Linked DNA regions of Mus musculus: region 1 is linked to region 2. Evidence: chromatin loops called from intact Hi-C (ENCODE). Cell type or tissue: left cerebral cortex. All regions are shown on one strand. Each heading gives the region's core, and the rest is flanking DNA. Links, peaks and the distances in the headings are about the cores only. Region 1 holds the start of Sidt1 (SID1 transmembrane family, member 1). Region 2 overlaps Sidt1 (SID1 transmembrane family, member 1).

Region 1 (15,441 bases), core at 2,777-10,776, 56 kb before region 2:
TTGGCTGAGGTGAAAGAACCTAGTGGGGAAACCCCCACTCAACTCCCGATTCGGCATGCACCCAAGAATCACGAATAGAACACAACACCTTGATGTAACAACACGAGGTATTTTAATGGCGGAGCGTATCTCACACAGGAGACAGTGGATTCAACCACGAGGCTTGGAAGCTAGGGGTTTTTATAGAAAAGGAGTGGGGTTGGGGGAGGAATTGGCGCAGTTTCATATGATTGGTCCATTTAAACATCAGCAGTCTGTTAACATTTAACTTAGGTCAGAGGGGTGGGAGATAGGGAGGCGATGGGTCTGCCCGGGCATGTCCTGGTCTGTTCTGCTATGTTCTCAGCCCCAGGTTTCAAAGCTCACAAACAACTCTTTGGGCTATTTGACATACATTACATGAATCACAGGTCTCAAGTTTTATTTCCTTTCAGAGGCAGCCACTTGAGAGGATGCATGGTGTTTAGAAAGAGTATAAGTAGACCACAACAGACAGTGAATGACACTTTTGCATTAGTTCGCCTTGCAAAATTTTACTGGTTTTCTCTGATCTTTGCTTGTTGTAATTTCATAGAAAGACATCACCAAAGAACTTCCTGTGGTATTTTGGCTGCTTTTCTTATGGATTGAATTGCTGCTACTAATTCGTGTTTGGTGTTTTGGACTGGACTACTGATATCCTGACAACAAAGATCAGAATCCCCCCACCCCCCGCCCCCCAAGAACTACTTCTAAACAGGTCCACATCCCCCCTGCCCTATTAACCATCTTTCTCCCCTACCTTTGTTTGGTGGACTAAAAGGGAGATTGAAGCATTAAAGACCCCTAATGAAAGTAGGTTTTGAAAAAATCTCAGCCTACACATACTGGTTCATATAAAGAACAGTCAAAATGTCCTCAAGGGAATGGGCCATTTGGCCATAAGAACCAGCTGTTAAAGTGAAGTGGAAGTTTCAGGTTGTGTCATGTGATGCAGACTCATGTGATGTTTTGCTAAGGCAAGACTTGTGGGACAAATGTGATGTTTGGAGAGAGCATAAGGGACTCAGTGGACAGTGACAGGGTACTTGCATAGCTGGCTGTGCAGCTCTTTGTTAGTCTCTTGTCTTCCCTGATCTTCACTTCAAAGAGAGAGGCACAGCAGGAAACTCCTGACATTCTGACTGGTCCTGGTCACTGGCCAAGGAGGCCTGGTGGTTTCTGCTGGATCAAGTTTCCCTTTGCTGATTTGTGTTTGGTGACTCTTTTAAACTGAACTACTGGTATCCGGACAAATGAAAATTGGAATTATCTCAAAGAACTACTTCTGAACAGGTCCACATTCCCTTGTCCTATTTACTATCTATTCTTCCCTACCTTTGGAGGGGGGGGGGCACTGTTGTTGAAGCATTTAAGAACCCTTATGAAAGTAGGTTTTAAAAATTCTAAGCCTACAGTTATGGATATATATATATATATATATATATATATATATATATATATATATACACATATATACACACACACACACACACATATATATATATCGTCAGAACTTACAAAGTTCTTTCATGACAGTGTTGGGAAATTGTGCCCTGAATCACTCATACAACAGTTGTTATTCCCCAGATTAGAGGTGCAAAGTCAAACAGCTGGAGAGTTTCAGCTTGGAGTTACTCAACATATCCTTCCTAAAAATAGATAAATCCAGTCCAAAGGAGATAAAGGATGCCCCAAGGAACTAATTCTTGGCCATACCTCATCTTTACAAGTGTTCTAGGATTATTGAATTCACAAGTAACTCACACCCTAGAGTCTTTTTTAATGTTTTCTCAGCATGTTTTAGTGTTTTACCATGTCCAGGAAGCTCTCAGATCCCTGTAACTTTAGCTCCAGAGCATCTGATATCATCTTCTGACCTCCATGGGCACCTACACTCATTAGATCATACCCCTGCATGCACATAAACATACATGTAATTAAAAATAAAATAAATGTTTTAACTAAAACATTTTCAACTTGCTCATTTCCCTATGTGTATTTGTGGCTAGTTGGTTTGTGACATAATTTTGTCATCTAGCCCAGGCTGCCCTCAAATTTTTGGTTCTCATGCTTCAACCTCTTTGAATTACAGGTGTGAGCCACCACACCCAGCTTCTTATTTACTTCTGATGGAAGTTCTAGCAGAGGTGAGAAAAATACTTCCTTTTTCTCTACTACTTCAGAAGCAAGCCTACTGTCTGCTACATATTTACTCCCTGGTTTTGGGGGGTTGGGGGGGAATAGAAAAAAAACTAAAAATTCTGCAATCTGAGCTAACTTTACTTCACTTATAAGAACATATTTTAACAAAAGCTTATGTAGTGACAGCATTTTGATAGCTCATCAATCTCCAATCTCAACTTTTTGGTATGATTCATCTGCAAATGATAAAAAAAAATTCTCAATGGAAGCTACCAAGAAATCTGAATAAGGGTTCTTTATAAAACAAGACACTCACAAGGTTCCAACATTCTTCAGGGCTGTCGAGGAGGTGATCACTTGTCTAGAATGTCGTATAGCTGCCTAGTCTTGCCCAGGAGTCTTCTCAATAATACAATTTTTCACTCCTTGTCCATGTTACAAGATTTCCTTAGCAGTGTGGCTTTTAGTCAGTTACCTGAGAGACTTCCTGGTGGTAGAGCTGCCTGTGAGTCACCCGTGCTCATCTGCATAATCCCACCAAACCTTTTGGTTCCTATCTTGGTCTATTGATGTCCTCTCTGTCTATGGTAAAAAGCCATCTCTTTACATATCCACAGGGGTTGAAACAGCATCACATCACTGTATATAAAGCACCCATCTGTGAGTCTGAAGCTTTACTTTGATTTTTAGCTTCAAAGGAGATCAAGGAAGTTTGGATAACAGTCTGATAGAGATCTATCTGAACTTTCAAAGATCCTGCTCCTGAACCAAACCCACAGGGATACAGGTTCCAAACATCAAGATGTCAAGCAGAAGAACTGAGAATAAGAAATGAAAGAGAGGGCTGGAGAGATGGCTCAGTGGTTAAGAGCACCGACTGCTCTTCCAAAGGTCCTGAGTTCAAATCCCAGCAACCACATGGTGGCTCACAACCATCTGTAATAAGATCTGACGGCCTCTTCTGGTGCACTGAAGCTACAGTGTACTTAGATATAATAATAAATAAATCTTTAAAAAAAAAAAGAAATGAAAGAGATAAAAGCAATCTCTGGAAGAAAGGGGTCTTGCATAACTGATGACTTTTACGAATCAAGTTTATTAAGAGTGTAGCATCTTATGTACTACTTTCAGGAGGATGGGCAGGGCGGGGGGCAGGGGAATGGCCAATGCGAGCAGAGCGCTAAATCAGACAATGTTTGACAGGACAATTGGTCTTAGACACTAATCCTGTGAGGCCTGTATGGCTTGCAAACTTCACTGTATCCTGGCAACCACAACAGTATTGATCCTGGCGATTGCCACTATATTCTGATTCTTATAAAGGTATAAAGATTCCAATTGCTCTCAATAACATTGCCACAGCCTCAGCTGTGCTATGGTCCCCCCCACCAGCCTGATCTCAGGCCTTGAGGCTACTTCAGGTGCTGTTGGCCTGGTAAGTGTGGGTGTTTTTCCTGTGAAAGAGAGAGAGCTGTCGTTAAAGCCTTGTGGCATGAGCAGCTGCTGGATTCTAACACAATCCCTACGTGTAAAGCAACCAAAAATGCTCACCCCTGGGTCTAAGAAAATATGGTCTACTATTTTCCAAGGTAACTCTCAAAAAATGTTTGTTGAAGCGCAATAGTCCCTATGGTGATCATTGAAGGACCAAATCAACTTTAATAACAGTATGACATTTAACAAGGTCATTACAAGGATTAGGACTGAATAAGAATGTGCATATAAGAAAGAAGAAAATTAGAATGAGGTGATCTTATATGAACTGCAAGAAGATAGTCAAAAGTAAAGTTTGGGCTGGAGATATGGCTCTGGGTCTTGCAGAGAGACCCAGGTTCCATTCCCAGTTACCATGTGGTGACTCACAACCATCTGTAATTCCAGTCCCATGGGATCTGATACCTTCTTCTGACCTCTGTGGACACCATGTACAGATGTGATGCACATACATACATAAATACATACATACTCACACATAAAATATGTCTTTAAAAAAACCTTTGAGAAAGTGATGCTTGCTTGAGCCCTGACTGGACTCTTAGCTTCTTCCCAATGAAGGCCAAAAATCTGTGCTTCCAGATAGGCAGAACACCAGAGAGGATGTTCTCTGTGGATCGACATCAAATTCCAGATGAAAGGATGGTTTCATCTTGTTTGCCCAAATTACTGTGATGGAGTGGGACCCACGCTGATCTGTGAAGCAGCTGAAGCGAAGGGCTTGTCATCAAGGCCAACATCTGTGTTCTACTCCATGACAATACTTTTTAGGCAACCTCAGGACAGCAGTGCAACATGAGCAATCAAGGGTAAAACTGATTGGTATGAAACATGAAAATGAATACGTTTTGTTTTCACAAAGAAAAACATAAGCAATTAATCTACTAAAAGTGAGAGCAGAGGTTTAAAGGCAGGCGGGGGAGCGAGAAACTTTTATAATGAAACTAAGGGAAGGCTTTGGACAGGCTCTGATCGGATCCTAGTACAGAAACACCAGGGCTGGCTTGTAGCTGTGTACCTCACACTGGGCAGCATTCCTGGCCTCTTCTGATGAACCTATGTTGACATCAGGACAATGGCCAACTGACACGCTGTACCAAGTCCTAGAGTCTGCACCACTTGCGGCCAAGGTTTGGCACTCTGGGCTGCTGGCTGTAAGAGCACAGCCTGGCTTGTTGAGCTGACCGAAGCAGAAAGGATTCTTCAGGTTAGATCAGGTTTTATATATTCTTTCACTGTGAGATTTTAGCATTTTTTGAATATTGAAAGTGATGGGGCTGGATAGATGACTTGGAAGTGAAGAGCACTGACTACCATTCCCAGGGCCCTGGATTTGGTTCTCAGCACCCACATGACAGCTTCGCTACTGTCTGGAACCCCACTCTTAGGGGTTCAGGCACCGGGAAAGCACATGACGCACATTCATACATGCAGGCAAAACACCGACATGCAGAAAAGTGAACTAATAAAAATTTTAAGCAACTACCTGCTAAGATACACTGTTATAGCTACTGGGCTGGAACTTGTACAATACTATTCATAGAATATTTGTCCATAAACCTTTCAGGTTTTTTTTTTTTTCAAGACAGGGTTTCTCTGTGTAGCCCTGGCTGTCCTGGAACTCATTCTGTAGATCAGGCTGGCCTCGAACTCAGAAATCTGCCTGCCTCTGCCTCCCAAGTGCTGGGATTAAAGGCGTGCACCGCCACTCCCCAAACCTTTCAGTTTTTAAATATACTATTAAGTGCATCCTTCCCCTTATCCTTGTGACAGCTTGTGATTCTGATACTATGGTTAGCTTAACTCACACAGTGGATTAAGGCTAGACTCAAGATTAGTCATATGTCTTCTATAACTCATTTTCTGGTATAGATATCCAGATTGAAATCCTATATTGATTTCAAATAAATTCCTTTTATTTAATACTAATTCAATACTATGCTCAAAGATCGTTTCAGTTACAGCTACTCATATAGTTGTTCTCTGCGGATCAACCCCAAATCCCAGACAGAAGGATGATTTTATCTGGTTTGTCCAAAGGGGTGTGCTGGAGTGAAGAAGCACCCATCAGTAATGGCAGCTCAGGAGAAGGGCTTGTGGAGCCCATATCTGGGCCTACTTTGCTAAAAACAAAAAGTATACCTTTTCAATCGCATCTAATCTTGTTCTCGGTGGATCAATGTCAAATTCCAGACGGGTAAAACCGTGAAGGATCCTATGAAAAGCCATAGCTCCCTTTACATACCGACAAAGCCACTGTGTGGAAGAATTCGCTTCATTCCTGTGACTCCAGAGGGCAAAACTAGTGCAAGCGAGTGACTGGGGGAAGGCAAATTCCAGCCGAGAATATGAATTATCTTTTTAATAAGGAGATGTTAGATTGCAAAAGAACATGTAGCCCTGTGACGGAGCTGATCATCAGGTCTCATAAAGTTTGTGATGGCTTTTCCTCTCAAAGCCTACTCCAAACTGGTTACTGTAGCAAGCCTCAAAGGTCTTCAGAAATTTCAAGTTTATTAAATTTCACTAAACGTTGGGAACTTGCATAAACATTCTCAATGCTACACTTTCAAGTCATCCCAATTCCAGCTCATAACCTTGTATTATGTACACCGCCCCCCCCAAAAAAAAACCCTCAGGCTTAGCAGGTGGGGGGTCACAGCTCTTGAAAGACTAAGGAAGAAAGATTCTGAGCTCAAGGTCGGTCTGGAGACCCTACCTCAATAAACTAAAATTCAATTAAAATGACCAACAACAATTAAAAAAAAAAAAGCAATGTAGAATCCTGAAAATTCTTTCAGACTCTGAAAGAAAATATTGCTGAGTTAAACAGCACAAAAGGCTGGGCTGGAAAGAAATGCTAGCTGCCTAAATCTGGTCTCTCAAACTTCCGGAAGCAGTCTTCAAGCCGAGCTGGGCACTGTTCTCTTGACCGTATCTATATTTTGTAATTGTACATATTTACATACTTGCACATATGGCAAGGGAGCGATGACGTGAGTCTCTCCTTGGAGAACAAGAGTAATAAGGAACTAAGCCAGGTGTCTGAGAAGGGCTTCTGCTCGAGCAGGGCGAATAGCCAGAGAGCGACATTTCACACCTGCGAGAGTCTTGCTGGAAGCCACTGTAAAATCGAATTGGTACATCCTCTTGAGAGGTGCACTCTCTTTTGCTTTCTATTCGCCTGCCTGCAGCTAGAGTGCACTTTCGTTTGACGTGCACCTGATTTCCTCCTTGGTAGCTGGTCACACCGATTCTTCCAGACTAGCGGCTACCTCTCTGAGGGGTTTGTCGTTGGTGGTTTGAGGTTGAGAGGGAAGAGATCAGTGAAAAAAATCTTTCTGTGTGAGTGGAAGGTTTTCAGCGATGAGAAAGGGAAGACTTAAAAAGTCGAAGGGAAAAGCAGCCCTCCCTGGTCCCCACGCCTCCTGTTGCCCCTACTCCACACGCGTGACCTCCTTCGGAGACCCCAGGTGGCACATCAGTATTTGATCTGCTCGCTCCCCTCCAGCGCGCTGCCGGCGTTGGGCCACACACCACCCAGCTGCTGAAGCCAGCACTCAGCGCCACAAGCAGCTTCGGAAGGACCATCTCCGTGCTCGCCCCCTCCTTGGGCTGCTTGTGTTTCGGGGACCCCGGGGCGAGGCGAGGTGAGGTGCCCACCATGCTGGACTGCCTGCGCCTGGCGCTGCTCTGCGCGCTGCCCTGGCTCCTGCGGGCGGCGGTCCCTGGCCACCAGGAAGAGCCCCTCGCGAAATCCGCAGAGCTGCGGCGCGATCCGCGAGACCCCGCCAGGGGAGCGGATTTCGATCGCGTCTACAGCGGGGTGGTGAGCCTCAGCACCGAGAACATCTACTCCTTCAACCACACCAGCCATCCTGGCCAGGTAAGACGCTCTCTCCCTCGGCTGACCACCCCCCCCCCCCAACTTCCGAGATCGCGGAGCCCCCTAGATACCTCAGGCTGCGCTGGGAATTGACCTCGGGAGACCTCAGGGACTAGGAAACCCTTTCCCTGCCTCTCTCCTGTAAGGCAATCGCTGCCTTGTCCCAGCCTTGGCAGCTGCTTTGGGCACCGCTCCGCTTCACCTCGTGCCCACCCCGGCCTGGTCGCTGCCATTCCTGGGCTTTGCAGAGGCGCGGGGACCCGCATCCTCTGCGGATCCTGGCTCAGGCTGGGCCTTTCTCCGGGAAGTCGGGATGGCTACGTTCGTGGGAGGAAGGAGGTGGGCGGGGGAGGACAAACCTGTTCCTAATCTCCTTATGGACCCTACTATTTCATGGCACTCCAGGAAGCAGAGGTGCTCAGAAATGGAAAGCACGTGAGAGTGAGCAGGGTTCTGCTATGGACCACACTGTGTGCTTGTTTTTCAAAAAGCCGAGTCAAAGATGTTATAACTGAGATGCTCAGGTGATCTGCCCAGGCTCTGATTATAAATAAGGGTGGAAATGTGTGTGAAAGTTCTGTAGACAAGAGTTGTGGCGAGACAAGCAGGGATAATTATTTTAGCAACCAAGCCTCTGACTTAACTGATTATATAATGTAAGACAGTACATATCACTCACATTTTCCTTCAAATAAGATAGCCTTTAAGAGGGGTGGCTCTCCAGTGTACCTGCTTCTGTCTCTACTTCCCACATAAACGTGTTTATGCATCCCCCACTACCGTGCACCTTGAGGCGTTTCAGAACCAGGTGGTTAGAATTCCTCTATACCTTCCCATCCCTGACTCTCTCATTCGGGGTCACAGCTGAAAAACTTCCTTCGTTAAGCATGTCATTACTCTTTAGTGCCTTTCTGCTGTGTGAACTGAGAAAGTGCCCCAAGTTCTCCATCTCCCAGCTTGCATCAAATCCTATGGCATTGTCTCCATGGCAACACAGTCCTCGCCCGGGCCAGACCTCCTGGAACCTGAGGTAGTGCCCTGGAGCAGCGGAGTTGCTGGATGCAAAGCCTTTCTATCGCATACAGAAGAAAGAGGGCAGTTTTTATTTTCATGTCCTACACAAGGGACTCCTGACTGCCCTGTTTGGAATGCCCACTAGCTGGCCGATATCTTGCATGTAAGATAGATTCCTACCCCCGTGGTTTCCTGGAACTAGATGAGAGTCTTGAAACGCCAGCTTCGTCCAAAATCAAATAGCATGTGCGAAGAAAATCATCACAGGCTTTGGTGCTTCTTACAGTTCTGCTGCGAGACAAATGCGACGCTTTACTTAGTTTTCTTTCTTTCTCTCTTCTTTCCTTTAAGGTTTGTTTTGTTTTTATCAGTATGTATGAATGCCTGCATGTATGTATGTGTACCACATGCTTGTGTGATGCCCACAGAGGCCAGAAGAGGGCGCTAGAATTCCCAAGAATTGGAGTTATCTGCAATTGTGAGCTGCTACGTGTGTGGTGGGAACTGAGTGGAGATCCTCTGAAAGAGTCCCGTGCGCTCTTTCACGTGGCTGACCCCTCCCCAAGCCTACTTGCTGAGATAGTTTTATTATTTAGACCAAGCTGGCCTCAAATGCATCATCCTATTCCTCAGTGCTGAGATTACAGGCACGTTCAATCCCTTCAGGAAGACTAAAGGCTGGTTTGTTTGTTTTGGTTTTGTTTGTTTGTTATTGTTGGTTGGTTGGTTGGTTGGTTGGTTTGGTTTGGTTTGGCTTTGCTTCTGCCTTTTTCCCCTTAGAACTGTGAAAATCCCTCTACTGAACACAGAGGAGCTCTCCTGCTTAACTTTCCTTTGGACACTTGAGATATTGAGGGCTATAGCTATATACATGTCCTCTGCAAACTGAATGAGAAGACAAAAAAAAAAAAAAGCCTAGAGAATAGTTAAGATGAAGTTAAATAAAGCAAATACATACTGGAAAAATACTTCCTTTTGTCCTTTCTGTTTTGCATACATGTACATTAAAGTGCTCTTTGCTCATGAAACAATGGTGATCATTTCAAAACCAGATATACATACATAGTACAATAAAAGTCAACAACAGGGGCTGGAGACATGGCTCAGTGGTTAAGAGCACTGACTGCGTTTCGAGAGGTCCTGAGTTCAATTCCCAGCAACCACATGGTGGCTTACAACCATCTGTAATGGGATCTGATGCCCTCTTCTGGTGTGTCTGAAGAGAGTCACTTAAAAAAAAAAAAAAAGTTAACAGTAAGCAATGCTTCAATTTTTCACTAATATGTTACTAGTCCTAAAAAAAAAAAAAAAAAAGTTGATAAGCATGGGCCTGACAGATTTAAAATATTTTAATGCCAATGTGCATTAATATATACCAGGGCGTGTGTGTGTGTGTGTGTGTGTGTGTGTTTGTATTAGAGAAAAGAACCTTTGACCTTTTTAGTCTGAGAGATTAAACCCTCCCCCGTTCTTCCAGTCACATCACTGTTGATTTCTCCAGACCAGCATTCTGTCCGATCAAACTATTACTCTGGGTTCCCACCCGTGGCCACCTCCCTGCTTGGTATGTTTTGCTGCAATAGCTCCTCCTTCAAACACCATCAACACAGTCTGCAGCAGAATTTTACTGAGGGTTTGAAATAGCAAGTGGGATTACTGTACAGCATAAGACAAGTGGTGGGGTACACCAGAAATCTGCAATACTGTACTGACTAGCAGTGCCCCATGGAGGGCAGGAAGGATTTTTGAGAGGGTTGCTCTTTATTTTCAATTGTGATCTGACCAACTTCTTGGCCACCCCCTCTCCCCACAGTCCCAAATGCTGGCCACCACAAAATTTCATATTTCCCCACAGTAAACACTGTTGAACCTCCATTTCCAACTCCAAACTGACTGAGGCTCAACTCAGCTCTGTGGTGTCTGGAGGAGGAGCTTGGTGAATGGTTTTCCCCTAACCTGAGCAGTGTGTGGGTAAAGCAAGGCTCCCTCTAGTTTGGGATCATTTCCCACTAACCCTCTTCAGTCAAGATTTTGGTTTGGAAAAAAAAAGTGTCCAGTTTTTGTTTTTGAAGTTTTAAATCTTTTGTTCTTCTTTTCAATCCATTCTTGTTTGTTTGTTTTGTTTTTTTCTTTATCTTGAAGGAGAATTTTTGTATTAAATTTTGGCTTTGGGGAAGGGGAGGGGCAAGAGCTTTTGCCCTGGGCCTTTCAATCAGCCACTGCCTCTCCTTTAACCCATGGAATGGTCTCACCCGACCCGGCTACACTAGCTGAACTCAGCACCAGGAAACATCTGATATGCCTTGAGGCAGGGACTCGTGTAAATATAAAGTTGAGATTTAAAAAAAAAAAAAACACTGAAAGGATGGACTGACCAGTTTAAAGATAAATAGTGGAAACAGTGGCCAGAGGTTCAGGTTCAGCAAGGTAGGGTTCATTTCATTTCCCTAAGGAGGAAGTTGCCCAAGGCTCCCTTGATTGGAAGTTAGTTACACTGAGCAAACAGGATCCAAAACCACAGGGCTCAGTCAACCAAAAGGAAATCACCTTGCAGGAAAGTGACTAGGGAAATAGTGACTGAGACAAGGACACAAACACAAATCTACAAAGAACGGAGAGCACCATCAGAAACCCTTACAAAAAACTGTAACTGCTGCCCTGTAGCCTTCCATCTTCCCTGACCGGGGCAGGGCAGAAGCCCACATTGGCCATAGCACTGAGATCTTTTTCAAAACATCCCTTTTGTTTCCTAAACTGGAGCATGTATCTCTTTTTGTTATCTCTCCTTTAAAGGAGCATACAAAGTAATATGTTTCATTGTGTTGCTTTACAAACTTAACTTTGTTTGGGTCGACCCTTCTCCCTTCCTGATCCCCTATTTCCTGGCTGAACCCTAACCCTTCCCCCTTGAATCCCCAGGCCTCCTTTCCTACTTCTGTATGGTGTATTCTGTTACCCCACCTTCCTTACAATCTCTTTTTCTCTTTTATGGTCACAGACAAAAGAATGAGCCTTGGTGAACAATCTCTGAGGGAAAAAAAAAGCATTGTTCAACACAGGGCATTCTCTTGATGGTGTTCTGACACCTTTTACTTTCATGAACTATACATCTACCTAAGTGGATATATAAAAACTAAAATCTTGCACACACGTACGAAAAGATATTGCAGCTTTTGTCTTTCTAGGCCTGAGTTGCTTTATTTACTGTAATAGTTTCCAGCCCCACCCATTTTTCTGCAAGTTTCATAATTTCATTTTTCCTTACCTCTGAATAAAATTTCATTGTGTATATATGTGCTACATGTTCACTAGTGATTGTTCTGTTGATGAACGTCTACTCTGATTCCATTTCCTTATTGTGAGCAGAGCGTCTGTGACCATGGATGTGCAAGAATCTCTGCCTACAACATAGAGTTCTTTGGTCTTATTCCTGGGAGCAGTATAATTGGGCCCTATGATAGCTCTACTTGTATTTTTTGGGAAGTCTCCGTACTGCTATTCGAAATGGCTGCCCAGTTTATAGTCACAGCAACAGTGAATAAGGGTTCCTCTCTCTCCTACTCTTTCCAGCCTTCTTGCTTTTCTGTTCTTAACAGTAATCATTCTGACTCAAGTGACATGGAATCTCAACCTCTGTTTAGAATTGCATTTCTCTGATGGTTACAGACATTAAATAATTTATTGGCCATTTTTGTTTCTTCTTTTGAGAAGTGTCTATTGGTTCATAGACCATTTATTGACTAGCAGGGGTCATTTTGTGTTTAAAATTTAAAACTCTTTGTATGTTCTCCATGCTAACACATCCCCTTTCGCAAGCTCTAGTATGGATGGCAAATATTTCCTTCTTTCGGTGGCTTCCTGTTACTCTTCTGATAGTTTCCTTTGCTGTAAAAAACCTTTTTAAAAGTTTTCTTTTTCTTTTTCTTTTTTTTTTTTTTTTTTTTTTTTTTTTTTTTTTGGTTTTCCGAGACAGGGTTTCTCTGTGTAGCCCTGGCTGTCCTGGAACTCACTCTGTAGACCAGGCTGGCCTCGAACTCAGAAATCCACCTGCCTCTGCCTCTCAAGTGCTGAGATTAAAGGCGTGTGCCACCACTGCCCGGCAATACTTTTTCTAATATTAGTAGCCATAAGACATGTGGTTCCTGTCTGGGCTTTCTACTATGTTCTATTGGTCGACATCTGTCTTTTTGTTTGAGCACTATGCTGTTTTTGGTCACCATGGCTCTGGAGTATAATTTAAGATCAGATATTCTGATTTGAGTAAGATAGTAATTTTCACATAGTTACTTCTGCTGTTGTAGGGGCACAAACTATTTACCTTATGCCCAGTGTCTTCCTCAATTTATTTTTTCAGTTTCTTACTTTCTTGGATAGGAAGAATTTAGAAATGCTTTATTTTTTAATCAAATTTAAAAAAATTTTTTTGAAAAATTTATGTATAAGTATGTAATGTACATAATTGCCAAACCTCCCTTTACCCCTAGAACTACTCCCATGTATCCCTCACTTCCCCTCAAGTTCATTCCTCCTTCTTTAATTTTAATTGGGGTGTGTGTGTGTGTGTATGTGTGTGTGTGTGTTTAGGGTTCAACCCTGGAGAAGACTAATTCTCCTTTTCTTAGCAGACATTCCTTATCTGTAGCTCTTCATCTAGAAGGAGGCCTTATGAGATTTCCTCTGTAGTACCAAGGAAGTGTTCGTGTGCCCCGAAAGACAATTCAAGAGCCAATGAAATCAGGGTCTTTATTTGAGCTAGCTCAGGCTGAACTCACTGCTGCCCTGCAGGATGGTTCTGGTAGAAGAAATGCTGTGAATATTTATCAAGATAAGGTTTTACAGAAAGCAGCAAGTGAGGGGTGAGTGTTTCTAATCAGACAAGCATCTAATTGGGGAGCTACTGTGGCCTTTAGCATAATTGGCTGGTGCTGGAAGCCGAGCCATAAACTTAATTTCTGATTTCTTCCTAATTGATGGTTTTTAGACAGATAGTTTTTAGCTTGTTGGGGATTAACTTGCTAACTTGTGCTAATCACTGGATTTGTTGGGGGAGATTAACCTGGAGACACGGGTCTTGTTGGGGTTAGCCTAGAAACAGGTTTTGCTGGGGGGGGGGGGGGGATAACTTGGAAACTGATGCTAGGTACTGACCTGTTAGTTTGAGTTCAAACTTAGGTCAGGTCCTCTAAAATGAAGTTTGAACCCAAAATTTGGTCTCTTACCTCCGTCCATGTTGTCACTGTGCTGGCCTTATTCAGGTGACCAAACTTCAGAGGTTTCATGGGTTCAGCTTCCCTGTCATCTATAGAAGACACCACCTCATGGGAGACATCATGATTCTTTGGGTCCTACAATCATCCTGCCTCCTTTTCTCTGATGCCCCCTGGCCCTTAGGTACAGGGGTTGTGTTGTAGATAGATCAGTTAGCGTTGGGCATCTCAGATAGTCACCTGGTTTGTGCATTTTGACCAGTTGTGGCTTTATGTAATGGCCTCCATCTGCTGAAAGAAGGAGCTTCTTTGATGAGGGGTGAGAACGACATTTGGCTGGCGTAAGGATAAATATTTATAATACAGTAAGACATGATACTTGTTTGGGAAAGTGGCAGTGGCAAGTTCTTCTCTAGGGTCCACGACCCCAGCAGGCACAGGTAGTTGTCTGTGTTTACTGCCTCAAGCGTAATGATCTCCTATTGAGTGGCCCTGAAGTCCCATTAAATGCCAAGGCTTCCATACCACTGCTGTACCCTTGGAAACATCTTACCATGCTCATCATTAAGTGTGGTGCATGGGCTTGACAGCTATGGTTCATCCATAGAACTATTGATTCCTCTCTACCCCAGCAGCTTGTCTAACACCTTCTGGTGCCATAGAGCTATTCCATCTCAGGGAGATGGCTTCTAGGTCGGTTCCATCTGGATTCCTCCACGTCATGCATCCAAAGTATATGATGTCATCAGCATTAGAGTCTTACCTTCAAATTCTGGGAGGCAACTGAGGACGACAGCAATAGCCTGTATTATCTGGGGAGTGTCTTCAAGTTCCCTGACCAAGAGCATGAAGAGAAGTTTCCCATACCAGGCACTGGGGTTTTGTTATATAGTCCATCACTCTTGGGGTGGGGCATTACCAACTCAATAGTATAGCTTTATTAAAACTACATACAGTGCATCCATGTGTGCATGCATGTACGTGTGTGTGTGTGTGTGTGTGTGTGTGTGGAGATCTTTCACCTTATTTAGGTTTATTCATAGTATTTTCAAAGCTGTTGCAAATGGGATTTTTTTCCTAATTTTTCTCTGCAAGTCTGTTATGCATATAGAAAAGCTACTGCTTTATTGTTGTTAATGATTTTGTATTCTTCGGCTTTACTGAAAATGTTCCAAGAGCTTCCTCTTTCTTTCTAAGTATAAAACCACACTGCATATCTCTATGGTAAACAGAGCTAATTTGAACTTTTTCTTCTATTGTGTACCCTTCTATTTGTCTTCCTCGTCTCTAGACAAGACTTCAATTACTACACTGAATAAGAGAAGAAACAGTGGCCACCTTTTTGTAGATCTATATTTTAAAGAAAATTTTCTTAGCTTTTTTTCCAGTTTAGTGTAACTTTGCCCATTAATCTTTTAGTGATATATATGGTATAACCTGTCCTCTTGAGTTCCACACAGATGTCATCACACACATGAACCTCACTCATACAATCACACATATGTGCACGCACATGCATACACATGCACACACACAAGTTTTAAAGAAAAACATTTTTTAAATCCTTAATGTAATTTGGCAAATTTTTTTCTTGTCATTATTCCCTAAACCATACAACATCACTTTTTAGTTAGCATTTGTATCCCATTGGCTAGTGTGAGTAATGTGATTTAAAGA
Region 2 (15,441 bases), core at 3,028-11,027:
GGAAGAAAAGAAGGCCAAAAGCTCATCTCTAGCTCTTACTGAGGGGCTAACAGCAGCGACTTGACAAGGCACTCTAGAGACATTTGGATAAAAAAATAAAATGAAGTTAATTCCATGTCTAAAGGTAGTATGACTACTACAAAATGTCCCTCAATATCTTCATCCTTCTAATATAATATGTTAACTCCTTGAGCATCTTATACAATGTATTTTAATCATATTCAAGCTCCACTTGTACTCCTAACTCTTCTCAGATCCACCCATCACCTCCCCACTCCCTCCCAGCATCATGTCCTCTTCAATATGTATTTTGTTAAATCATACACAGAATCCAGTTTGTAATGACTATTTACTCTTGCAGTATGGAGTCACTCACTGGGGATGATCAATCTATCAGAGGCCACACTTTTTTCCTTATACAGAAGCCATCAACTATCAATAGCTCCTCAGTTAGGAGAGGTCCATGAGCTCCTATCCCCTCAGTGCTAGAATGTTGAATGGATTGATTTTATGCAGCTTTTCAACTTCTTAAAAGTCTTATACCAGTGTATACATCCTGAGGTCACTTAGTAAGCGTTTCCTTTGCTTCTGTGATGCAAATGCAAAAAGGTCTGTTTCCCAGGCCAGTGGGATGGGGCTTACTGACAAGCCAACTGCCCTGAGGTCCATCCCTGGATTGTATGTGGTAGAAAGGGAAACTCAACTGTAGTAAGCTGTCCTCCATAAACACACACACACACACATGCACACACTCAGAAAGAGAGAGAGAATAAATGAAATAAAAACATTTTTAAAGTCCATTTCCTAAGGAGTCACTTATATGCATCAGCAGTCAGCCCTTCCATAGGGATGTACAAGGAAAATCTAGTTTTATCCCAGTTGTCAAAATTGTACCTCACAAGACTATAAGAAAGCCAATCATGATGACATATCCCAATAACAAGGGGTTATATAAGCTCTGATGCAAATGCAAATAATTACATTGCCCAAAGAGTAAACTGTTAATTGAGAACACAGGCCCCCTGCTAATGGGCCATATGTCACCTACACAGAGGGTGTTTTCTGTTGAGTGTATTATGGCTCCCTTGGTGTCAGGTGACATTTGTACTTGTGTACACTTTAATCTCTTAATTATGTAGCTCTATAGGCTTACCAGCATCGTCTAATGTTCCTGAATAAACTCCAGGGCCTTTGATGACTATGTAAAGAAAAAACATTTTTGCTGACTAGGAAAAAATGCAAGCGAAGGAGGATGTAGCTGTCTGGTGTGGGCACATTTCTCTTGAGATGGCTGTGGACATCAGGAGAAAGGTCAAGTCTTTCCCAGTGGAGAAGGAAGGCTGTTCCATTGCATTTATGTCACTTGGTACTGCCGAAGTGCACCCAAGCAAAGGCCAGTCTGAGAGCCTTCACCACAGGGACAGCTGACACGTTAGATGTTGGCTCTTCCTCCAGTTCTTCTACATCAGTCAGAGCGGACTCTGTAGAAGACATTGTATAATACAACTGTTCAGAATGGAGGGTGAGAGTCTAGTATCTGATCCATTGTGTTCTGTGTCTTGTTTGTTTGTGTTATTGTTTTGGGTTTTTTGTTGTTGTTGTTGTTGGTTTTTGTTTTTTTGTTTTTGTTTTTGCTTTGGTTTTTGTTTTTTAACCAGAAAATGAAAACCAGACCTGGAATCTACAACGATCAAAGAACCTGAAAGTGACCATTGTCCCATCCATCAAAGGTTGGTTTTGGCTTTGGAGTGTGGTGGAGAGAGTCCTGTGTGGGGAGCTCTATCGTGTCATTAAATGCTAATGTCTCCCTCTCAAGGGGAGCCATCATAAAAATACTCAAGTGTATTTAATGTACAGATAGGATCAGATCTTCTTGAAGAGAAACAAGCTAGCGTGCCTGTTGGTGGTGGAGTGCTTGCCTAACTTGTATGAGGCCCAACAGCCCAGAAAGATGGGGGTGGAGGGAATAAGGAAGGAGAACTAGAGAGAAGGAAAGGGGAAGAGAAAGAAGAAGTGGGGGAAAGAGAAATAATGGAAAAGAGAGATAGAGGCAAGGAGAGGAGGGAGGGGACTCAACTCTAGAGTTGTAGATAGTGATCTTTTCAGGTCGTCACTACAAAGCTACTTGTGGGTAGCATCCCAGTGGCCTCCCACAGTGCTCAGCTCCAGTGACATATTATTGGGATTTAAGAATGGATGTGATGGAAGCTGATCGATCTTATAAGCGGTGCTGTCCCCAACACAGTCCTCCTATTTCCAAGGACAAGCTGACCAAAGCTGTTTCTCTCTCCTCAGAATCTGTATATGTGAAATCTAGTCTTTTCAGCATATTCGTTTTCTTGTCCTTCTACTTGGGATGCCTGCTCGTTGTGCTTGTCCATCATGTGAGGTAGGTGCACAGGTTCTTCCTCCCCTTTGCCTCTCTGTGTGGTGTTCAGAGCATGGGCTTTGGAGCACACTGACTGGCCCACTAAGTGTGGTCTTGGGCAAACTGCTTTTTCTTCTGTACTTGGACTGCAGGTTTTTCTTATGTGGAGTGAAAGAACGTTTGGCTCACTTGCAGATCTGAAGTCAATGTCCCACATAGCATGCTGGTAGAGTTTTCACTGTGAAAACACAACAGTGAGGTGACTTGTCTGAGTTTGTACCTGAGAATCCTCTCTGTAGATCCCACAGACTGAAGGGAACCGCCAGCTCTTTCCAGCACGGAGTCTGAAAACAAACTGAAGCATTCTGTCGAAAAGTTAATCGAATGCTTAAAATAAATCTTGAGGTATAGTCCGTAGCTGGAGCGATGTGCTTTGATACATATTACCAGGTGCACCAATCTCCCAATAAAATATTCCTTCAGGGAAAAGGGAGGCTACCCCCCCCCCACACACACACGGTTTTAAACATAAGTAAATAAATAACATTTTATAACACTCTCTGCTTCTCTCTGCGGGGCTGAGCTTTGAGAATTCTGGTTTTGTTATGCTTTCTGAGAAACAACTACAAAAGGCTGACGGGAGGCTTACAGTAAACAAATAGAGTTTCCCCCTCTCATCTTAAACAGGAGACAAAGTGTACAAAGACAACAGAGAGCTCTGAGACTGTAAGCCACACACCAACTCTGAGCAGCACTCTTGGCTGCTTCCTTGGCATAACAAAGGCCCATCTCTCAGTCCAGGAAACAACTCTTTTTCCGCACTCTTATAAAAGTTGCCTCCAACCTGCTCCCCACCTGGGGTGTGCCTGTAATCCCAGCACTCAGGATGGGGGAGGGGGGAGATTAGCAAATTTAGAGTCTACAGGAACTAATTACATAGAGAGTTCAGGGCCAGCCTGAGCTACAGAATGGAAAGCTTGTCCCAGAAGGCCAAGGCCTGGGGATATGACTCCGTGGGAAGTGCTTCCCTAGTGAGTGTAAGTCTTGGGTCTGAGCTTCAGCACAACTAAAAAAATAAATAAGAACCGGATCCACCACTTTCCAAGCCTGGGTGGATTGAAGCAACAAACTAATTGGGAAATATGCATTGTAGGCCATTTGGAAAAATGGAAATATATGAAGACATAAAAATCTCAGAGGAAAGATCTAAATAACCACAAATATATATCCAGTGAACCCAACAAATTTAGAACAACAGCTCCCCATCAGTAAGATGTTGCCAGCAACATGGACATTCAAATGAGTATATCTCCCCCATAGCGGGCCAAAAGCTCACTGATAAACACAGAGGAAGTGCCGGGATTGAAAAATCATTTGCAAACATCACAGCTAACATTGGCTCAGGTTAAGAATGGTCAGTAGAGCAAGGTCTGTACTCACAGCTACTTCAGAGGCTGATCAAAGGGATTGAAAGTTCAAGGCCTACCTGTGCTACAGAGTGAGTCTTAGCCTGGGCAGCCCTGCCTCCAGATTTCAAAAGAAGTCTCCAGGCAGTGGTTGCACATGCCTTTAATCCCAGCACTTGGGAGGCAGAAGCAGACCGATCTCTGTGAGTCCGAGGCCAGCCTGGTTGACAGAGCAAGTTCCAGGACAGCCCGGGCTACACAGAGAAACCCCATCTCCAAGAAGGGAAAAGAAGTCTGTGGCTAAATCTCAGTGATAGACCAGTTTTCTAGCATGGGCCAGACCCTAAATTTAATGCAAAGAAAAATAATCACCCATGACTGCTAAGTTGAGGAGGGGGATTCTGACAAGGAACAGGGTACAGTGGTTGTGTGGCCTGACAGTGTAGCTTCATAAATTACTAAGTCAAGAGAGAAAAATAATAAATATGCAGCGGAGAAACAAAACACACTGATCCGTTGATGAGAATAAATACCACTGGGGGAAGGTGAGCAGAGTGTGCCTCCAGACATGACAGCACCCCGAGGGAGGTCCAGCCTCACTCCCTATAGCTCCCACAAATGTGTATTTCGAAACTAACTATGGGGAAGCATCAGACACGAAATTTGCCATAAAGGGGACAAAAGGATTCAGTTACAGGAGATGTTAAGTGTGCAAATGAAGACAGTGGATCTTGCATTAAAAGAAAACCAGTATGTCATAAAAGACAGTTTTTAGGCCTTTTGGAATTAGAAGACACACAGTCGATGAAAGAGTCTGAAATCCTAGCTATGCTGGGTGAGAAGGAAGACAATCTCTAGTTCAAGGTCAGCCTGGGCTACAGAGTGATTCAAGTCCAGCCTGGGCAACTTAGGGCCTGCCTCAGAACAGAAAGTAAACAGTGGCTGAGATAGCTCAGGGACAGAGCACTTGCCTAGCGTGTATGACCCCCAGCAGCACATTAAGTAAATGTGTATGCAAGCATTACATTTGAAGAATTTGACTTGTTTCACTCTGTAGAAATAATGAAGGTAAAATCTCAGCCGGGCGTGGTGGCGCACGCCTTTAATCCCAGCGCTCGAGAGGCAGAGGCAGGAGGATTTCTGAGTTCGAGGCCAGCATGGTCTACAAAGTGAGTTCCAGGACAGCCAGGGCTACACAGAGAAACCCTGTCTCGAAAAAACCAAAAAAAAAAAAAAAAAAAAAAAAAAAAATCTCTAACAACCTCAAATGACGTTCAAATGGCACAAGAAAAAGTTTACATACATTTAGATGAGTACATTGCTATGAACTAACATACGTGTAGATGAGCATGTGCTGTAAATTAGCATACATGTAGACACCCAGGTGCTATAAATTAACATATATGTAGATGAGTATGAGCTATACATTTGGGAAAGAGCCGAGGAACAGAGCTAAAGCCAGGCTTATTGGTGTAGATGCTGGGGTGACAGAAACAAGAAGCGTGTGAGTTCCTGGAAGTCTAGGCTACTGGGCAAGATCCATTCTGAGAAGAAAGGAAAAAAGAAGAAAAAAGACAGGGAGACAGACAGACAAGGATGCTGACAAGTGGATCAAGGTAAAGGATGTATCAAGAAATGTTCTACATTCTGTTTTTCTATTCATCCTTGAAACATCTCTGTAAATTGAAAATTATTTTAAATTGCAAGGTGAAGAACAGAACTTATGTGGTGGTGCCCCAGCTCAGCACTCAGGACTAGGAGCTAGGAGCACAGGAAGTCCAGAGCCATTCATCCTCGGCTACATAGTGAGTTGGAGGCTTAATTAGTTACACAAACATCCTGACTTAAAAAAAAAATGTTAAAAACAGAAGCTTAGGATACAGGCTAATAGCATACCTGGAAAGTATATACAGAGAGGACTACCAGCTCGCTATACCAAGTTACAGTTATTAATGTGTTAAATATAGCTGTATGCCTGATATGTGCTTGACAGTGTGCCGAACCCTCAAAGGATTATCTGGTTTGGTGCCCTGAGCCACTATTACTGTGATTGCCACTATGCAGAAGGTCAGAGAAATTGAAGCACGGGGGGGGGGGGGGGGGGGGGGGGGCTAAGCAATTTAATCAAGGAGTCACACCCAATACCTAAAGGAGTTAGGATTTGAACTCGGGTAGCCCAGCTCTAGAGCCTAAAGTCTTCAACAGACTTGATCAAAGTGAGTCTTGAGTCATAGTGTTGTAGGGTTTCTACCAGAGAAGACCGATCAACATGGTTGAAGCCAATAGAAAGTCTTTATTAGCCAGCAACTGCACTGGGTGTTCTGGATCCCATTGTAGCACTGAACCTTTCTCAGGATAAGCTTTTAAACACAAAAACAATGTTCTGGGCTGACACACTTTACTAATAAGACCAGAAGTGGAACTACAGAAGCTAAAGGCCAAGGCTAGTATATTTTGAGACTTCCCCAGAACTGTATGAACTTTGATGGGTTACATATTTTCATTTTGGCTGGTGGGGCTGTTACGTGCTGAGTTTTACAGCCTGGATGGCACTTCCATCTTGGAGTCAGTTGTGCTGAGATCTGGGGTCCTGTTACAGTAGAGGCCTGTGAGAAAGGACAGTCCTGGGCCAACAAAGTGTGACCACTAGTGTACACCTGCGCAAGTCTAGGATTGTACAGGAGCGAGGAGTTTCCCTCAGATGAGCTTCGGTGTCCCAGTCTTCTGCTCCTTCGTCTCCTAGGTTCAGAAAACAAAATGATTTCTTTAGTCGGCTAATAGGCACCATCCACACCCAAAGGGACAAAAACTGGACTAATGTCCACCATCTCTAAAGCTGTTAGTTCTGCCGCTGAGGTGAGCAGAGCTCTTGAAATCCGTGCTCAGACTCTGTTGAACGTTCACCGCCGATGACTTTGCTACAGTCAAAGTGCCCAAACAGAGACTCTTTCCAAATACAGGCACACTAAAATAGAAACCCAGAGACACAGGACCATTTGGCATTCTAAATAGGGGACTAGACTGAGGGAAGATGCTAATAGGCAGACTTCTTCACGGAACTGAGTGAAGCAAAGTTCTCCGTACAACTAAATAAAGCTCTCTGAGCGGGATGCTGTTTGCTTGATGAGTCCTTATATTTTATTATCGACATATGTGGGATTTATAGTCTTTAGGATGAGATCGTGATAATAAACACTTGTGACAGACATGGCCCCAGGTCTTGGGGAGCTAAAAGCTTCCTGCTCTCCTGTCATAAAAATACCATTTTCTTCCCACTTCTATCTCCTATCTCAGCATGAATGTGTTAGTATCCTCTACGATGGCTTGGAGCTGAGCACTGAATATGTGCTCCCTTGTTCTTTTCAACAACTCTGCCATTCATTAAGCCCAACTGTTCAATTCTGGTCACTCATATATCTTTGATTCCTTTATCCACTACTATGTTATCATTTTTTACATTAATTTATATATATATATATATATGTATATATATATATATATATATATGGAGAGAGACAGAGAGATACACATACATATACAGTATACAGTTATCTCAGAAGATGATGGGCCAGCTAATGGTTCTATTTTGATTGATATCTCCAAATGGGGCATTTAGAAAAACTGTTTTTTTAAGAAGAAAAACACAAACCATCAAGTCATTTCTTGAGAGCACACAATTCAGAGACTTTTAGTTTCATCGCAGCTGGGCTTAGAAATCTCAGCTGGATGTAGCCACAAAATGTAACCTGCTGGCAGGTCCAAGAAACTGGCAATCCTGGACTGGCCTCCTGGTAGTCTCTGATACTCCAAAAGGCCAGCCTGGGACTGTGGAATCTCTAAGCAAACAGACAACTCCAAGCCTCGAGCTGCAAGGCTCAGAGGTCTGCCCCCTTATCTACTGGAGGATGAGTGGGTCATGAGGCCAGTCCAGTTTCCAGACCGATGTCAAGGTGCACCATCTCATCCAACCCAGTATGTCTCATCTGCTACTTTTTATATTTTCTAACTAAATGATACTTCCTGCCTCCCCTTAGCTGTGGAAATTACTTAACTCCTCTCATGGAAAATGGTAGCGATTTCACAACAAAATCCAAGCATTGATAAAGCCCATTATGCCAAATGCTTTATATTCTTGGAACCAAGATAATTACTTACCCATCAGCACCACCAAACTTGATCAGAAAGCCCTCTCCCACAGTGTCCTTTTTCTGAATGAAACAGTCGGGCTGAATCTTAACTGTTCCCCTTAGTGATATGCTTTGTCACTCAACAAATACTTAGTTGTCATCTCCTGTATGTTCAACCCTAACCCAGAGGTTGATGAACAAGAGACCACATACTCTGCTACCACCTCAACTACAAAGGGGAGAAACCCACAGGCACATAAGCCAGAGAGGAATAAACTCAATGGTAAAAGTTGAGAGTGACTAGCGCGACCCCGCTTTGGATTTGATTTGATTGACAGAGAGCCATTTGGGAGCATAGCTATCCAGCAGTGTCAGGATCTAGTGGAGACAGTGACTTTGCAGGGAACAAGAACAAAGGCCCCAGAGCAGGGATAAGTTTGGTGTCTAAGAGAAAGAGATGTTTGAAGAGAAGTCCTTTGACAGATGGGTGTTACAACTTGGGGAATGGTCACCTGAAAGTGAATAAGAACGTACTAAAGCCTGCTGCCCTTTCTGCCCCTCCCCTCCAATCTCACATATACCAAAAAAAAAAAAAAAAAAAAAAAAAAAAAAAGCCAACTCATTTGAATTCACACAATGATTTGATTGACAGTGTCAAATGATACATCTAGGGAAAATGGCTTCTTTGAGATAAAGTTCATAAACCATCAGCTGATGCCTTCAAAGTACTCGGTTCAGGGGCGTTGATTCACAGCTGCGCATCTTGCATTTCAGAATAATCGCATCACACCAAAATGAAAGTACACGATACAAGATCAAATACAAAAGCAACGTTATTTCCATAGGCTAGCAGTGGACAGCCCGAAATAAAAACAGTTCCATCTACAAAGCATCTGAAGGGATAAATTACTAAGGAGCATGGGTTAAAAACTGGGTGTTAGGGTTAGGTATGCTGAAACTTGTAAAACACCTCTAGTGACATTAGAGAACACTTTCCTTAAAAAAAAAAAAAAAGCTTCACACGTTCATAGGTTGGCCTACTTGCTGTTAAGAGTGTGTGGCATACAGAATATCAACCATGAAAGAGTGTCTGGTCTTAATGCTCAGAATTTGTGAATATATTACTTTGTGTCACCCAGTTTGCAGTTATAATAAGGCTGTGAACAGGATCTTTGATTATCAACATAGGACTAGCATAATCACAAGTGTCTAATGAGGAAGCTGGGGAGATGGCTCAGAGGTTAAGAAGGATCCCAGCTCTTCCAGAGGGCCTGAGTTTGATTCCCTACACCAGTTTCAGGGGGCTCACAACCACCTGTAACTCCAGCTTCAGGGGAATCTGATGCCCTCTTCTGGCTTTTGTGGGCAGTATACTCATGTGCACTTGTACACAGACAAACACACATACATATAAACTAAATATTTTTAATTTCATAAAAATGGGTAAAGGGCTTAAACAAACACCTCTCCAGGGAAGATATATGGATGTTCATCATTAACCCTTAGAAAAATGCAAATCTAAGCTGCAATGAGTTGCCAAACTCTTAAGATTGGGCATAATAAAAAAAAATAAATATAAAATGAGAATTGGAAGAGCTGTAGAAAAATGGGAATCCTCAGACTTGGCTGGTGGGAGTGAAACAGTGCTTTCTCCACAGCTTTTGTGGAAAGCAGTTTGGAAGAGTAAAACAGAGTGGCCTCATGCCTAGCAGCTCACATCTAGTTATATATCCAAGAGTCGTGAAGTTAGATCTATGGAAAAACATGAACACAAATGGTCACAGCAGTTATTGATACACAACAAAGAGGAACAATTAAAAAAGTACCCATCAAGGGAAAACAAATAAATGAAATGTTGTGCACATACACTGGAATATTATTCAACCATAAACATATTGATGGGCTAATACATGTTACAATATAACATTGAAAAGACTATGCTATATCAAGGAAGCCAGTCAAAAAAGTTCATATGTACCGTGATTTCATTTATGTAAACTATCTAGAGGAGATAACTTTATAAAGACAGCAGGTAGATTGGTAGTTTTCAAGGGCCAGGGGAAAGGAGAGAAGTAAGAGTGATTGTTACAGATATACAGAGTCTTTGGAGGGGGGCCATGAAAATGTTCTAAAATTAGATCCTAGTGGCAGATGCACAAGACTTTGGATATATTAAAACTCATTAAAGTGTGCTATAAAAGACACTTATTATGATGTAAGTTTATATCTGAAAATGAATGAACGTTCCTAAATAATGCAGATGCCTGAGAACAGAATTACTGGATCATACGGTCAGTCTATGTTTGGCTCTCTGGGAAATCGCCAAATTGTCTTCCAAAGTGGCTATGCCATTTTAAATTCCTACCAGTAATTTCGCCAAAGGGCCATTTTTAAAGATTTTCAACAGAGTTTAAAAGAAGATAATACAAAATGCAGAATCCTAAGAGGTTGTGTGCATGTGTATATATGTATGTATTTGTGTGCTTGCTTGCTTGCAGGTTTCAGAGGAAATCTATTGACGGAAGCTTTGGTTCCAGCGATGGTAAGAGATTCCTTGGTTAATTCCCAGTCCCTAATGGTGTTGCATGGTGCAGCCACATCCTTTTTGGTACCTTTTGTCTCTTTTCTTTTTTTCTCCCTTGATTCCTATCCCAGAGCCCTCTCATCCACAGACCTTCTATAGAAGGCAGAGCTAGCAAGAAACAATTTATAGTTGGTAACCATTGAGATGTGGACCCCACACAAAGACTCTGTACCCAGAATGCCTTTAATTATTCATAGGGCGCTTGCAACCACTCATCTTTTCTGAAGTCGTCTCAGCCCTGGGAGGGAACTGCTCACAGATACTTTGTATCTGGGGAGAGAGACTTTTTGTATCCCAAAGCTTGGGAATAGCAGTGAGAATGTATTATGTCAACTTGTATGCTGTACATTTTTCCCAAATGGAGATAAAAGCTTTGTGTGTGTGTGTGTGTGTGTGTTTGTTTGTTTAGACACATAGAAAGTGAAAATATTTGAGACTAGCAAGCACAATAAAAAAAAAATGTAGCAATTGAAGAATCCAGAGTAATTAGATATCTAACCTGTTCCTCCTCTCTGAGAATTCACAAAGGATTTCAATTGTCTGATAATTTTATTAAAACTTAAAGCTTCAAATGCGCTCAGTTTGACAAAGCCCAGGTCACTGTGAGCTCCTTCACTGTTAGGGAAGTGGTGAGAATTGAAAATGCAGAGGAGATGGACCTCAGTTGAAGTCAGGCGTAGCCGGTGTTCTGTGCTTTTCATACTTGAGTCCACAGAACTCTGGAGGGATACCAACTCATCCTTCACCCAACAGGTTTTCTCCCTTTGCTGGAAGGCTAGATGGCATTCACATTTGTCTTCCTTAAGAGACAGCTTGTCTGTTTTTCCAACTCCCCCCTCCCCAAGCACTTTGTTTTAATAAACATTCAATTACGAATATAAAAGATGTCTGCAAATTAAAGAGGGTAGCCTTCAGAGTAGATGGCTCTACTAGTACTAGTAGAGTCTACTAGTGTACTAATCTGTTTCTCTGCTGGCCCCTACACACTCCGTTTTACTCTGAAGGATACTGGGGAGCTGGGACAAGGCTCACATCCTCATGGGGCAATGTCAGAGGAAAGCCCCCCCCCCAAATTTCTTCTTATGTTCTCTTGTAGACTGTATCATATGTCACTATATAGAAATAGTGTCATGGCTGTGGGTGTCGGTCAGTTGGCAGATCGCCGAGCTAGCTTGCTCCAAGGCCCATGTTGAATCCTCAGCATTATATAATCAGGTTGAGTTGGTGCATGCCTGAAATCCTAGCACTTAGGAGATAGAGGCGAGGGTCAGGGGGAGTCAAAAGTCTTCTAGATCATCCTCTAGACTACATAGTTCAAGAACTGCCTGGGATGCATAAGGTCCTGTTTCAATAAGGGGGCAGGTCAATTAAATGTACTTTTAGATTAATACTAAGTTCTCTCTCTCTAAGACCATATTTTTTCCCAACATCAACATTGATATTTCAAGATTCATGATTCTTTATTATTCAGGATTCACCATATTATGTCAGATTAAAGTATACTTTTTCCTTGCAACAACTAAAAGTATCAGACATGGCCAGATACCTTTTTGGGGTAAAGCTAGAAGATCACCAAGTTCCATGTGCCAGCTGCTGGGCACAGGTTGAGAAGACTTAAAGAAAACAGGTATTTTCTTCAGTTCAGGAAGTAGAAAGCAGGTGCGATCACCTCAAACATCTTTGAAATGGGGCGGAGATAAGGACCCATTGTGCAAAGAGAAGGTACAGGCCAAGATGGCACCACCTCTGATGTCCTGTGTGAGCCAAGACCTAACCGACCAAAACAAGAAACCAAAAGAAGGGCAGGCTCCAGCCAGCCAGGGAAGAACTGCCTAGTGACCTTCAGGATTATGGAGCTGAGCCCAGTGAGCTCAGCCAGTAGAGAGAGCCAGAGAGGAAGGTGCTTCCATGAGACACTCACAGGAGGAAAATGAGGCTATAGAAATGTCTTTCTCTCCAATCAGCAAGACCGAGAGTCTACGAGGAGCAGGAGTTCCACGATGCTTAAAGCAACAGGAAACACTCTGAGGGCTGGGCTCAAAGCAAATGCTAAAAACAACCCCAGGTTCTCAGAGGGCAAGAAATCCCCTGAGATTTGACATATGTGCTGTGCACTCCCTGGCAAGCTGGACACTTGGCTTGCATGAGGTCATTATTTTGCTGCACGTGTTTATGCATGTGTGCATGCAATGCATTTTAAATATACACAATAAAAGTAAATTTTGCAAAAAGAAGGTAAATTTTCGCAGATAGCAGTCTGATGGATTGCTCTCTATCCATTATCTGTCTGTCTGTGGAAGCGTCTTGATCTCTCAGCACTTCTATTTTATCATCTTTAAAATGGTGACAATAATAGCCCATACCTCTTAGGGCAGCTGAAAAGACAAGAGTGTCTGACACAATCAGAGGGAAATGCCAGCATCAGTCACAGCAAACAAAGCCTCAGGAGCTGCGGTGGCTCTGCTCATTGTACTGCTTTTGGTCAGCAGGACAAGAGCAATGGCCAAAGTCTATGTTATAATGAAGCCAGAACTGACATCAAAAAGAGACAACCAAGCATCCTTGCACAACATTCTCTGTACTCCAAATTTGATTCTCAATTTTTAAGAGTCTAAAGCTCCACTGAGAATATACCTCAGTGATGGGTATTTCCCTATCTCATGCAAGGCCTTAGATTTGATCCTCAAAACATATGTATCCACCCCCACATGCCCCACACAATGTGTCTAAAGATAATCAGTTTGTCTGCTTTGAACTTGGGCGTACAGTTTGCATGATGTTGTATATTTAAGGGTTAGTCCATGGAAGTTCAGAGAGCTGAGCTCTCTAAATAATAAATATGTCAAGCCCAGTAACAACGCCAGGGAGTATGTTTTCTGAAGGTCAAAGTCCCCATCCTTCAGGCCCTGGGACGGCCTTGCCTGCCAAGAACACTGCATTAGTTCCAAGACTCACTGACCAGCTGAGACAGCTCTTAGCAAATTCACTGACCAGAGAAAGGAAAATGAGTCGCTTAGGTTTGTCCCGTGTCTAAAACTTTTGAATTTGGCACATAGTTACTTTCTCCTAGAGGGGAAATCAATAGAATCACAGTGGGTTTGTAAATTAAAAACGCAGTCTGGAGCCTGGGCAGTTCAAAACATGATTTTCTGAGAGTCCATCAGTGGGACAAAGCCTGAAACTGGGATAAAGGAAGTTCGCTGTGACTAGGGAGTGTTCAGAGCATTTGTGTTTTTTACCTCCGTGGTACATTTAGCTTTTATATAATGATGAATTACAGCAAAAATACTGAAATATCTTGAGAACAGAGATGTTTCCAAATACTAGGTGTGTTCACTGAAAAATACTTCCCTACCACATCTTGTGACCTGAGTTGTCTGGGGATGTGACTGAATTGCAGAGAAGTTGCATGCAATATGAAAGGCCCTGGATTCAGTTCCCCAAATCCTACAGAAACAAGAGAGAAAAAGAGAAAGAGGGAGGAGGGAGGGAAGGTTGGAGGAAGAGAGAAAGAGAGAGGAAGGGAGGAAGAAAGAGAGAGAGGTAGAGAGAGAAACTGAAAAGGAGAGAAATGAGGCCACACACTATGATACAGAAAGAGGTGATAGGCTAGATTTGACCCTATGCACCCACAGTGATGGTCCCTGTAGTAAAGTGGAAAGAAAGTCCAATTTAAAGATTGCTGCTTAGCGTCTCAGCTACTTCAAGTCAAGTTGTGTGACTTCAGCAGCCAAGGGTAAACCGTTTCCCTCCTTTTTGTTGTTTTGTTTTTCCTGCAGGCTCTGGAAATATGGCTGTCTCACATCCCATCACTGCCAGCACGCCCGAAGGGAGCAATTATGGGGCAATAGGTACTTTCCACAATGAGTCCTTTGGTAGGACTCTTTCTTTACTCTGGGGAGAGTAGTGCACAAGGTTCTCCAGCGAGGCTGCTCTTTTATGGAAGAGATGAACTGGCTGGATAACCTGGAATGTTCCTTCCAGCGTTCTCTATGGTTCTATTGTTCTTGGATCTGCTAGCTCCCCTTGGGCTGAACTCACTAGAGCGGTTGCTATCAAGTTCCCAAGCCCATTTGGGACTTAAAACTTTTTTTTTTATTAAGTTTTTATTGTATTCATTTTGGTGGGAGGGCGGGGGGGGGGGGAGCATGTGAATGTTGGTGGCCGGAAGACTACTTGCAGGAGTTGGTTCTGTCCTTCCACCCTATGGGTCCCAGAGACTGAACTTAGATCAGCAAGTACGGCAAGCACCTTTTACACACTGAACCATCTCCCAGCCCCTTGGGTACTTGAACATCATGTCTGTCTGTCCGTCTGTCTGTCTGTCTGTTGGTCTGCCTATCTCTATCTGTCTGCCTGTCATTCTTTTTGTTTATTTGTCACTGTGTATGCCATATGTGTATACAGTGCACATGTGCTGAGATCGGGACAATTTTCCTACGCAAGTTCTCTCCTGCTGCTCTGTGAGATCTGAGGCTCAAACTCAGGTCATCAGGTCTGCACACAAAGGTCCTCTACCCCCTTTGCTATCTTGCCAGCTCCCCTGGGAGCTGAGTGTAGGGCTTGAAAGACTTGGCACAGCCTGCACTATCAATTGAACAGCTGTCTTCTTGGGGTGTCTGTGGAGTTAGAAGCTTCAGGGTATGAGAAGACTAAGGCAGGGCGGCAAGTGAGCCTGGCTGGAGCTGAACAGACTTTTGCCCCAGCTAAGTTCACAATGAGCCTGGTCAAGGCCACCAAGTTATTTACTGGGCAAACCTACATGTCATTAAGCAGCCTGAAAGGAACCGAGTTCCCCCATAGCTGTCTAGTATGGCAGGAGTGCATGGAGTCCTGTCCCTGCCACTGTGGTTGTAGGCTCATGAATGGTGCACGTTAAACAGTCCGCAGAGAGGGGCTATGGCTCTGCTCTCTTATGCTGTAACTTGGAGCACGTGGGCCCAGTGTAGGCTACTT

The links. A loop is a pair of places that touch in the nucleus more often than their neighbours do. Peaks named below come from ENCODE experiments on the same cell type or tissue, not always from the same donor. Only the 100,000 strongest peaks of a DNase experiment are listed, where the experiment ranks them.
Region 1: it touches region 2 in a loop (4-fold over the local background); 4 of 42 quality-filtered maps call a loop at or near these places.

What each region holds. Positions count from the first base shown.
Region 1 is chr16:44,324,409-44,339,849 of GRCm38, reverse strand. It overlaps Sidt1 (SID1 transmembrane family, member 1), which reads left to right and starts at 7,012. Exons shown (of 25, transcript NM_198034.3): 1 at 7,012-7,543. The coding sequence starts at 7,322. In left cerebral cortex, for the core only: CTCF peaks have their summits at 6,866 and 8,988 (motif pointing right); DNase peaks (open chromatin) are centred at 7,231, 7,872, 8,432, 8,741 and 1 more place; H3K4me3 peaks cover 2,633 bases; H3K27ac peaks cover 2,436 bases.
Region 2 is chr16:44,268,743-44,284,183 of GRCm38, reverse strand. Sidt1 (SID1 transmembrane family, member 1) reads left to right here. Exons shown (of 25, transcript NM_198034.3): 8 at 1,659-1,730; 9 at 2,296-2,389; 10 at 10,400-10,443; 11 at 14,265-14,336. Among named protein-coding and RNA genes, the nearest start is that of Sidt1, 56 kb to the left of the region's middle. In left cerebral cortex, for the core only: no CTCF peak of the experiment used is centred there; DNase peaks (open chromatin) are centred at 6,782, 9,571 and 10,154; H3K27ac peaks cover 923 bases.